Regions from separate parts of the Homo sapiens genome. Here region 1 is linked to region 2. The links are chromatin loops, found by intact Hi-C in ENCODE. Cell type or tissue: gastrocnemius medialis. All regions are shown on one strand. Each heading gives the region's core, and the rest is flanking DNA. Links, peaks and the distances in the headings are about the cores only.

Region 1 (5,385 bases), core at 261-5,260, 57 kb after region 2:
ATTTAAAAATTCACAATTTTCAAATATTTTAAACAGAAGAATAACTGAAAGATGTGCCAAAGCAAAATGGAATGCTGTTTATCCCAAAATGATGGCCTAGTCACCTCCTAGTTTTCCCGTTGCTCTCACGTGTTCCCTTCCATATTTCCTTCTCTGAAATACACATGAGCCTCAGCTACCAACACTTCAAGGAATCAATGATTCTTGACAGTCATATGTTCATGAGTTGAAAGGTTACCTATCTTAACTTTATTTAAGCCATCCTAAATTGAACTATTCATGTCTGGTTAAAAAGTAAATTAGGCTGGGTGTGGTGGCTCACACCTGTAATTCCCAGCACTTTGGGAGGCCGAGGCGGGCCAATCATCTGAGGTCAGGAGTTCGAGACCAGCCTGGCCAGCATGGCAAAACCCCATCTCTACAAAATATACAAAAATTATCTGGGTGTGGCGGCATATGCCTGTAATCCCAGCTACTCAGGAGGCTGAGGCAAGAGAATCGCTTAAACCTGGGAGGCAGAAGTTGCAGTGAGACGTGCCACTACACTCCAGCCTGGGCGATAGAGTAAGACTCTCAAAAAAAAAAAAAAAAAAAAAAAAAAGAGCATAATATAAAGTTTCTTGGCTAACTCCAGGCTTTTCCTTATTGGCACTACTCAGATATTCTCAGGGCCTCTGAAACGCACCTGAAGATCTGCTACTTCTGCACCAATGGTGCCATATTGGGACAGCGCTTTTTGCTTGCTATTGTTTTTCTGTTTTATTCCTTACAGACAGACTATTGCCTTATGTTGCCATCTGTGTACCCTTCTAATTGGCTGATTTGATCCTGTTGAGAAAACTATAAATGGTAGTTTCCCACACTGTTCATAAAGTTTTCCTTAAACCATCTATGGCACTTGAATGTTTATGAGTTCTACATCAGGTTCTTATAAAGACAGTTCTACTCCTGCTCTCTCTCTTGAGGGTTCCATTGCCATAGTACATCTGCTTCTGTTTGAGCATCTCCTTGATTCTTTCCCAAGTGATTAGCTCTACAACTGTAGCTTCCAAGTGGAACATAACAGTATGCCAGGCTTGGCCAGGCGTGGTGGCTCACGCCTGTAATCCCAACACTTTGGGAGGCCAAGGGGGAGGAGGGAGGGGGGCGCGGATCACCTGAGGTCAGGAGTTCGAGACCAGCTTGGCAAACATGGCGAAACCCCATCTCTACTAAAAATACAAAAATTGGCCGGGCATGGTGGTGGATGCCTGTAATCCCAGCTACTCAAGAGGCTGAGGCAAGATAACTGCTTGAACCAGGGAGGTGGAGGTTGTAGTGATCGCACCACTGCATGAGTGAAACTCCATCTCAAAAAAAGAAAAAAAAAAAGTATGCCAAGTATGCCAGGCTCCTTTATATGATGGTTACAACACTAACTGTTGCTTTGTATTATGGTGACAACTACCACTCTAGAATTTGGCAAGATGTTACATATCTTCATCCTCATAAAATCAGTATTAGGTAGATACAAATATCATTTCCTTTTTTGTGGGGGGGTGGGAGACAGAGTCTTTGCAACCTTCCCCCTCCACCCCCCACCCCGCCCCGGGTTTCAAGTGATTTTCATACTTCAGCCTCCTGAGTAGCTGGGACTACAGGAACCCACCATCACACTCGGCTGATTGTTGTATTTTTAGTAGAGACGGGTTTCCACCATGTTGGCCAGGCTGGTCTCAAACTCCTGACCTCAGGTGATCTACCCACCTCAGCCTCCCAAAGGGTTGGGATTACAGGCGTGAGCCACCATGCCTGGCCTCATTTCCATTTTAGAGGTAAGAAAAGGAGGTGAAACCCTGCAAGATAAGATATGTCCAATGTTACCTAGCTAAGTAAGTAACAAACCCAGAACTGGGCCCCAGATCTTTCACTATAAGTCAATGCTTTTAGTATCTACAATGCTATCCCCATTGAACTGACCTAATCTCTTAGAAATTCAAATTCCTGAGGCAAGGAAAGCATTATCCCAGTTTATCTTTTCCAGCCAGGCTACACCATCCACAAGGTTGCTGGACTATCTGTGAACTGCCTGCACCGGGGTCAGGGGGCACACCTAATCCAATCCCTCGGAGTGATACAACATACAACATAGCCAAATCCCAAAGGGCTGCCAGTGGGCATCTCTAGTCCATACCTGTACCCATGTGCCCCTAGTTCCTGACAACCAGAAGGGTTAAGAGAATGCCTGGCATAATCAGGCCCAATCCCCAAAGTTCAATGAATGGAACTGGGAAAAAGAAGTTCCGCAGTTTGAACAAAAGTTCTTTTATCCAGTTTCACAGCACCCTCTGCAAATTTCTCTTCGAGCTCTACTCAGTATTCAACATTTTGTATTCAAATGTTAGGTACCTATTGTTTACCAGCACTGTATTTAGCAAGGTATGAATCCAATAAAATTTTGTCGATCCAGTTCCCTAAACCGTCTCTTCAGAGGTTTTGGTGAAAAAAAATTCACAGTAACTGTTTGTTCCTTTAAAGGCTACCATCCCTTGTGAGGTTTGAAACGAAGGGAAAGCTATGCCTGGATCTTTCTTTTTTGTTGTTGCTGTTTTTTTGTTTTGTTTTGTTTTGTTTTGTTTTGTTTTTTTGAAATGGAGTCTCTGTGTTCAGGCTAGAGTGCTGTGGCACAATCTCAGCTCATTGCAACCTCCGCCTCCCAGGTTCGAGCAATTCTCCTGCTCAGCTTCTCAAGCAGCTGGGATTATAGACGCGCACCACCATGCCTGGCTAATTTTTCTATTTTTAGTAGAGACAGGATTTCATCATGTTGGCCAGACTGGTAACGAACTCCTGACCTCAACTGATCTGCCCACCTTGGCCTCCCAAAGAGCTGGAATTACAGGTGTGAGCCACCGCACCCAACCCTTAGTCATTTTCTAATCCTGTTTTTCTATGGCTGATGCCCAGAATCTTCTCTAATAATATGTCTTTTGGCAAATATTAGTTTTCTTTAAAAAATACAAAATAGGCCGGGAGTGGTGGCTCACACTTCTAATCCCAGCACTTTGGGAAACCGAGGCAGGTGGATCACCTGAGGTCAGGAGTTCGAGACCAGCTTGTCCAACATGGCGAAACCCTGTCTCTACTAAAAACAAAAAAAATCAGCCAGGTGTGGTGGCATGCGCCTGTAGTCCCAGCTACTCAGGAGGCTGAGGCACGAGAATCGCTTGAACCCAGGAGGCAGAGGCTGCGGTGAGCCAAACTGCGCCACTGTGCCCCAGCCTGGGTGACAGAGCGAGAACCCGTCTCAAAAAAAAAAAAAATTGAATGAAAATATTTTATTAATATTTAATATTTAATCTATCTTTACATATTTATATAACGTTTTAATATATTTTAATGTTTGTTTTATGTTACAAATTCATATAAATTTACATATTATATAAATATTTTTATGTAAATTAATATTTCATACTAATTACATGAATAAGACTATCTTGGATGTGTTAAACTAAATGCATTATAAAATTATATAAACATACAATGGAGTATTATTCAGCCACTAAAAGGAATGAAGTATGACACATGCTACAAGATGGATAAACCTTGAAAACATTATGCTAAGTAAAGTATTGTTTAACTCTGCTTATATGTGGTAGCGAGAATAAGCAAATTTCATTGACAAAAGGTAGAACAGTAGTTACCAGGGGCCAGGAAGGGAAAATGGGGAGTTGCTGTTTAATGGGTACAGAGTTTCTGTTTGAAATGAAAAATTTCTAAAAACAGTGGTCACGGTTACAAAACAATATGAATGTACTTAATGCAACTGAACTGCACACTTCAAAAATGTGGTTAAGATGGTTTTATGGGATATACATTTTACCACAATTTGAAAGTACACTAGTGGCTCACACAATATTTCTCTTGGATAACATTAGACACACAGGGTTCAGGTTCCACAATGACAGATACTGAGGATTAAGAATGGCTATAAAAGTCACCTCAAATTCTCAGTATACAGGATATAAACACTGCTAGCAAATGAGTTCATGGTTTCTTGAAGTACTTCTAATGAATACTACCCAATTTAACCCCAAAAGGAGAAAAGTGTGGGGTTAAACTGGGTTGCTAATAAATGGCTTGCTATCATCAAGCTTAAAATATGGACCTTATTTTCTCCTACTAAAGAATGGCTCTGAAGAGTACAAGAATACTTTGTGCAATCTCACAGCTGTTTCCATAAACTACTCCACAAGTGCTTTTCAACAGGCATCTTCAAAATACTCTTCACAAAAACAATCAGCTTTGTGCTAAGAGTACTTTTCTCTATAAAAGACACACAATTTTACAAAAGTAATATCATACACAGAGAAGCAAGAAAGTGGATGTTCTTTTGATTTCTAGTATTCAGTCCTCTTAATTTACCAACTTTTCTGAATCTTGGCCTTCCTAGCCTCCTAACTTAGGAGATAAATAGTTTTGACTCATATTTCTTAAGGCAAATGAAATAGTTTTGAGCCTCTGAACACAAAAGGAAAAAAATGTAACAAATTATTTCCAGTTAGTGTATAAGATTTTAAAAAAAAGTCTTTAGAAAAAAGATTCCAAATGCATCAAGCATATTTCCTAAAATTCAAATGTATAATAAAGTATAACTTAGAGGAATTACAGTGAAACAGGAGAGGAAAGAAAATACAATGGAAGTCCACTGGCTTTACAAGAACTAAGGAAATCTGATTTCAGGAAGCCAAAGGAGAGATGGCATCATAGGCATTCATGTATTTAAATATCTGAGGAAAGCCTATGAGGCTATTAACTGACACAGAAGAAAAACACTAATAGAGCTTACTATGTGCCAGGTACTGTTGTGGGGGCTTACTACTTATTAGCTCATTTAATCCACACAAACCCTCCATGGAGTAGACACTGTCATTATCAACCCTCTTTTACAGAAGAGAAAACTAAAGCAGAGAGGTTAAATAGCTTGGCCCAAGGTCATACAGCTAGCAAATGGTAAAGCTGGAAAACAAATCCAGGCACTCCAGCTCCAGAGGCAACTATACATACTGCCTCTCATAATATTTACAGCAGGTTCAGAATAATGTGTGGTGGGGTTTTAAGTCTCATAAACTAATTACAAACTAGACACTAAGAATACTTAGTGAACTCCCCTCACCCATCTACTGGACAATACTCTAGGGAATTGTCAATAACAGTAACTCACAGGTATGATAAAATTCTCAAACTGAAATAAACATGGGTCAATTTTATTAGGTTGGTGCAAAAGAAACTGCATTTTTTGCGATTACTTTTGGAATATAAAGTAAAAACAAGCTGTTAGAAACAGCAAACCAATTGCCAATCAAAGACCTTTAGTTTTACATGGTGTTCAATAAATACACTGAA
Region 2 (5,385 bases), core at 305-5,304:
TATACTGATGCTTACTATGTGCCACTTCAACCCGTAAAATAATGCAGCCAACAAACTAATTATTATCAACGTCCAGAGACTGAGAAACATTAAGTAACTTACCCAATGGTATATAACTAAATAGTAACTAAACCATCCTTCAAAACAAAGACTGTCTACAAAGCCCAGGATCTTAAGCACTTAGCTATGTATTGCGTTGGAGAGGCAGCCTTAAAATAACTTACACATTAGAAGAAGAAAAGCAGCAAGCAGAAAAGCACCAAAGCAATGAAGATAGGTGTGCTGATATAAGATTCACCACATGCTATATGAAGCAGGAAAAAAAAAGGTTCAGTGTGGGTAAGAAAAGAGGGCATCACAGACATGGAGAAGATGGTAACAGAATTTCAAAGAACACATGAATTCCACAAGAAGAAAGAGGTGTTAGACCAAGCCTGTCCAATAGGCCACATGCAGCCCAGGACGGCTTTGAATGAGGCCCAACACAAATTCACAAACTTTCCTAAAACATGAGTTATTTCTGCAATTTTTTAAGCTCATCAGCTATCGTTAGTGTTAGCGTATCTTATGTGTGGCCCAAGCCAATTCTTCTTCTTCCAATGTGGCCCAGAGAAGCCAAAAGATTAGATACCTCTGTGGGAGACCATCTGAGGCAGACAGGGTAATGTAATTTTTTGGAAACTACAAGTATTATTTGGCAACGGCTCCCACCAAAATTTTGTAAACTTGTAGGAATAGAGATAAAATAGTCAAATGTTTGCTTATAATATTTAATGTTTAATTCAAGTACATATGTATTTAAATTCATGTTATAGATTATTTGGAAAGACTGTATTTCCCATTGTCACAAAGCAAGTTTATTTCAAATGCTTTATCACATGCACCTTTACCATCATTGTACTCATCAGTAAAGCCATCTCTTTAGTCTAAAGTCAGTTTTCTGAAATGCAGCATTTTCACTTCTACGTTGTCTGGGATTGTGTGTGTGTGTGTGTGTGTGCATGTGCATGCATTTTAAATATGTATGGTATTGCCAAAGGAAGTGTTCCCCAAGTCAAAAATAACTACTCATTCTCGTTCATGTCAGTTAGCTTTTCCATTTGGTTTTATACACAAACAAATATATCCTCTCTATATCACAATCACTTATTGTTTTGCTTTTTCATATGATCTATAAAAGGCATGAGAAACATTCAACATTTGAAACTATGAGAAATAATTAACAAAACAGGTGTTAAAATATCTTTAAAAAAAAAACTATTTCTACTAGTGAACTCTAAATTACCTAAAACTAACAAAAGATTGAAACCATTTCCATTTATGTCATCACAAAGAATTATTAGCTATTCAAAATAAAGTCATTGAGATAGTTCCCTCTAATATGAGAGATGTTGCACAGCACTATTCTCCGGGGGATAATTTCTTGGGGAAAGGGGAATTCATTTATATTCTAGCAGTACTTCTATACTAACATCTATAGGTACATTAGAGGAAAAGCAAAAGGAAAGAAACTTGAAATAGGCCTGAATAAGATCTGTGGTTCTCAAACTTAGGTATATGTCAGAGTCTCCTCAAGACCTTGTTACAGTACAGTTGCTGGGTTCCATCCCTGTGTTTCTGATTCCATAGGAATGGGGTAGGGTCTGAGAAGGTGCCTTCCTAACAAGTACTCAGGTGCTGCAGATGCCACACTCTGATCTAGATTATGCTAGACGCTGTTCATCATACGAAGGTTGATTTTATCTTTCAGGAGTTTAGGACAGGGAAATGACATTATAGGATTTGTGGTTTTTAAAATATCACTGACAGCATTATGGACAGTAGTGTTTTCACATAACATATTTCATTTATTCTAATATGTATTTTTTCACAATTTCTGATAACAGAGTGCATCTTCCCATCAACAGTATATCATAGTTTAATTAGCAGTGATTTTTCTTTCTTGGTGGTGCATAAAATAATGGTGTAAATTATCACTTACAGGCAGCAGATTCACTAACATACAGTATTATCACCTCTGATATAATGGCACTGTGAAGGGGGAAAATAGGTTTTATTCCCGTTTTACAGATGAGGAAATAGGTTTCAGGACAATACAGGAAATAACATGCCTAGTAAATGACAGGTCCAAGATGAGAAATTCAGAAATTTTTGACACACAAAACAAACACCATTCCCCTCAATGATACCACTTATAACAACCTGTAGTTCACTTGCCAGAGAGAAGACAAGACAAGAGCATACCAGTGTACCCTAACCAACAACAGGAGCAAAGAGAAGAGTCCATGGGTACCAGGTGTGAAATGCCAAATTTAAGTAATCAAGAAAAAGTGTCTCAAGATTTTCATTAAAAAACTAAATAAATGAAAAGACACAATGAACCACCTCCACAAATATAGAGATAGAATCAAAAGACTAGTTTGGGAACACTGTTTCATGCAGTGCTGAGAGATGCAGAATGTGACATAACATCTCCAAAGCAACAGACATCAGCTTAAGGATTTAAATTATAGTTGGTGATACTAGGAAGTCAAGTTTGTGTAAAGACAGGCACTGGGCCTGGAGAGTGGCCAGAGGCCAGAATGCCATACATGACCAGCTTTCTGAAAGATGACTAGAAACCCAAGATACTGCAGCAGCATCAAATGCAACACCTCTCAAAAGCCCACAAACTTAGCTTCTGACCAAACCCTGTCTGGAAAGGTGTGATGTTCTAAATACCATTCTGTAGGCTGCCAGATGATTTTTTATTTTGAAAAATTAAAGGAAAAATCAGAATAGAAAATCTAACCATTATTATTTGTCATAACATCCTGCATATTCCTACTCCCCACTGCAAGTCTACTAATAAAAGATACACTAAATTATGCAATCTTCTCAGTACATTCTGAAAAGCACATTACACCTTTACTTGGCTCAATGACATGTTCTAATTCCTAGGAGAAGAATGTGCAGATATTCTAGTTCATCAAACAAATTTTCCTCATTAAAACAACTCAAAGCTCAGAGGAGCGAACAGTCTAAACTGATCATTATTCTGGAGCCCAGATAGTTTTCATCTCTAAAAGGAACTCTAAATACTACTTAAATCTCAAATTCAACTTCTAACTAGAAAAATGAAAAAACAAACTTAGAAGAGGGCACAAAGCTTTTGCTGTGACCATGATACATACTTTAAAACTTGAATACCTTGACAGATAAGCAGAGTTATCACAAAGACCGAATGGGGATAGGGTCTACAACCAGACATGAGACATCTGAGTGCTGTGGTAAAGCTACAAGCCAAACATGAAGAACGTAAGGAAGCACCATCCAGGGCAATTAACTCAAGATATTTCTATTTTTCCTGCTTGGTTATAGGTGCATTATAAACATTTAAGTCTTAAGACTGATTTAGGGGAAAACATTTAAATGTTTATAAACAGGCAATAAAAGCAGCAGTAGAGTCTGACAGAGCACTAAAAAAGCCACATTATTATTAAGTTTGACACAACTCATGAGCAAAATAACCTAGAGTTAAAGGCAAGGCATATATCTAAATCAGCTCCTCTGTCAAAATAACTATTCCATACTCCCCCAACCAGACAAATGACAAAAGCTTCTAAGTAAAGGCTGAATCGTGCAGGGTAAACAACAGCAAAGCAGCATCACTTGAATAAACAACTAGCAACAAAATTAACAATCATTTTCACTTCAAGGCAGATGGCCCCTGAAAGGTGATACTTGCCTCAAAGTCCTAACTGATCAATAGTCAAGGTAACAAAATCATCATCGTCGTCATCATCCTCATCATCATCATCCCTTGGGTGAGAAAAGATGCTGAGAAAAGTCTGGACAGGAGTCAGCATAAAGCACTGCTTCCCACTCCAGGAGCCTCAGGAGGTACAGTCTGTCCTTACTCCCAGGCAGCCAAGGCAGAGGCCCACGGCCTAGGCTCAGTTTGTAACATGCCCACTGGTGGTGACTCTCCAAAGAAGTCTCGAGGTCACAAGCGGCAAAACTACAGGGGAAAATCACTGGAAGGACTCAGCTTCAGTGGCAAGACACATCTAGCACCATGGCCTCAAGGCTGATCCAGTGGTTTGCCCACAGCTGCTGCCTCTCCCATTGCCCACTCTTTTATTACACAACCTACTTCAATCACTGTAACTAGAAATAAAATAGCCAGTCAGTTTGTATTATTTGGAACCCAGAAGCCTGAATGACAAGCTTCACCATTACACAGTCATTATTTCATTTTTATTAAAATTAAATAATTTCTGAAAATTTGTTCTGTGTTTTGATTTTAATAAGAAAATCATTTTCAGTAGGAAATTAGAAATGAACACAATGAAGAAAGTAACATCATTTATAACCCCACCACCTAGACCGAAATACCCACGACCACTTTGGAGCACACTCTTCTAAGCTTTCTTCCAAAATGGACAACTTGACAAGAGAACAAAGCACGAAGGCAGTAAGCAAACTTGTGGTCTACGGAGTCATTAGGCCGGGGCAGCCAGGTAAAGTTATCATCCAATACACTTCTAAGAACGAAGGGGCTTCATTCCACTTCTCCTAATAAGCAAGCCAAAAAACATATAAATCACAGCCATCCCTGGCAAACCAGAGTGTACAATTGCACTACATATCTGAATAGTCCAGCCTCCTGATTAGGAAACCCTACTCTAGAAATAGTCCCATTCATCAGAAGAGGCAATGAATTATAAATTCTTCCTATATAGCACAATTTAATCAGTTGTTAAAAAGGGCAACAATAAAATAAACCTTCCTATGTTATAAGCGACCTAAAATTTTTATGAAAAACTTCTCAAACAAAAGCTACAATTTAACATCAGAAAGCACAAAGTATAGATAGCATTCCTTCCTTCCTATTAAGTCAGAAAAAAATGTCATTACAATTTATCTTTGCATAGGTCACTCAAATAAAAATATAGAGAGAACAAAGGACATTTTTCCTAAATTATCAAGGTATCACTGAGGCAGTTACATCTAGTCCTTCTCAACCAAAATAATACATCTTTGTTTTCTCCTCCTGTAAGTGGGTCAGAGCCCTTACAAATGCTGGAAGCAGGGAAACAGCCTGAACATCAAAATATATTGTTTCAAACATACTCCTAGGAGCTGACAAGATGTTCTGGGATGAGAGCAAAAAAATGGAGCCATAATTAACAAAATCTGGTTAGACGGAGTCTGACTTAAAAATAATACTCCACAATATAAAGCAACAACAGAAACCCCACTAAAGTATGGAAAATCCAAGTCTAGATTCAAATACAGTGATACATGGTTGATAAGAATAAGAAAGCCAATTCTCTGAGCTTAACATTGATCCTGTTAAACTAGGATCTTCGCAGCAGTGTCAGATTTGGCTTCCTGCCTTTC

Evidence for each region. Peaks named below come from ENCODE experiments on the same cell type or tissue, not always from the same donor. Only the 100,000 strongest peaks of a DNase experiment are listed, where the experiment ranks them.
Region 1: it touches region 2 in a loop (2.0-fold over the local background); 3 of 110 quality-filtered maps call a loop at or near these places.

Annotation. Positions count from the first base shown.
Region 1 is chr7:105,291,923-105,297,307 of GRCh38, forward strand. All of the region lies in intron 2 of SRPK2 (SRSF protein kinase 2), which reads right to left. Among named protein-coding and RNA genes, the nearest start is that of SRPK2, 94 kb to the right of the region's middle. In gastrocnemius medialis, for the core only: no CTCF peak of the experiment used is centred there; a DNase peak (open chromatin) is centred at 2,779.
Region 2 is chr7:105,234,483-105,239,867 of GRCh38, forward strand. The region is part of intron 2 of SRPK2 (SRSF protein kinase 2); the gene reads right to left. Among named protein-coding and RNA genes, the nearest start is that of SRPK2, 150 kb to the right of the region's middle. In gastrocnemius medialis, for the core only: no CTCF peak of the experiment used is centred there; no DNase peak of the experiment used is centred there; H3K27ac peaks cover 712 bases.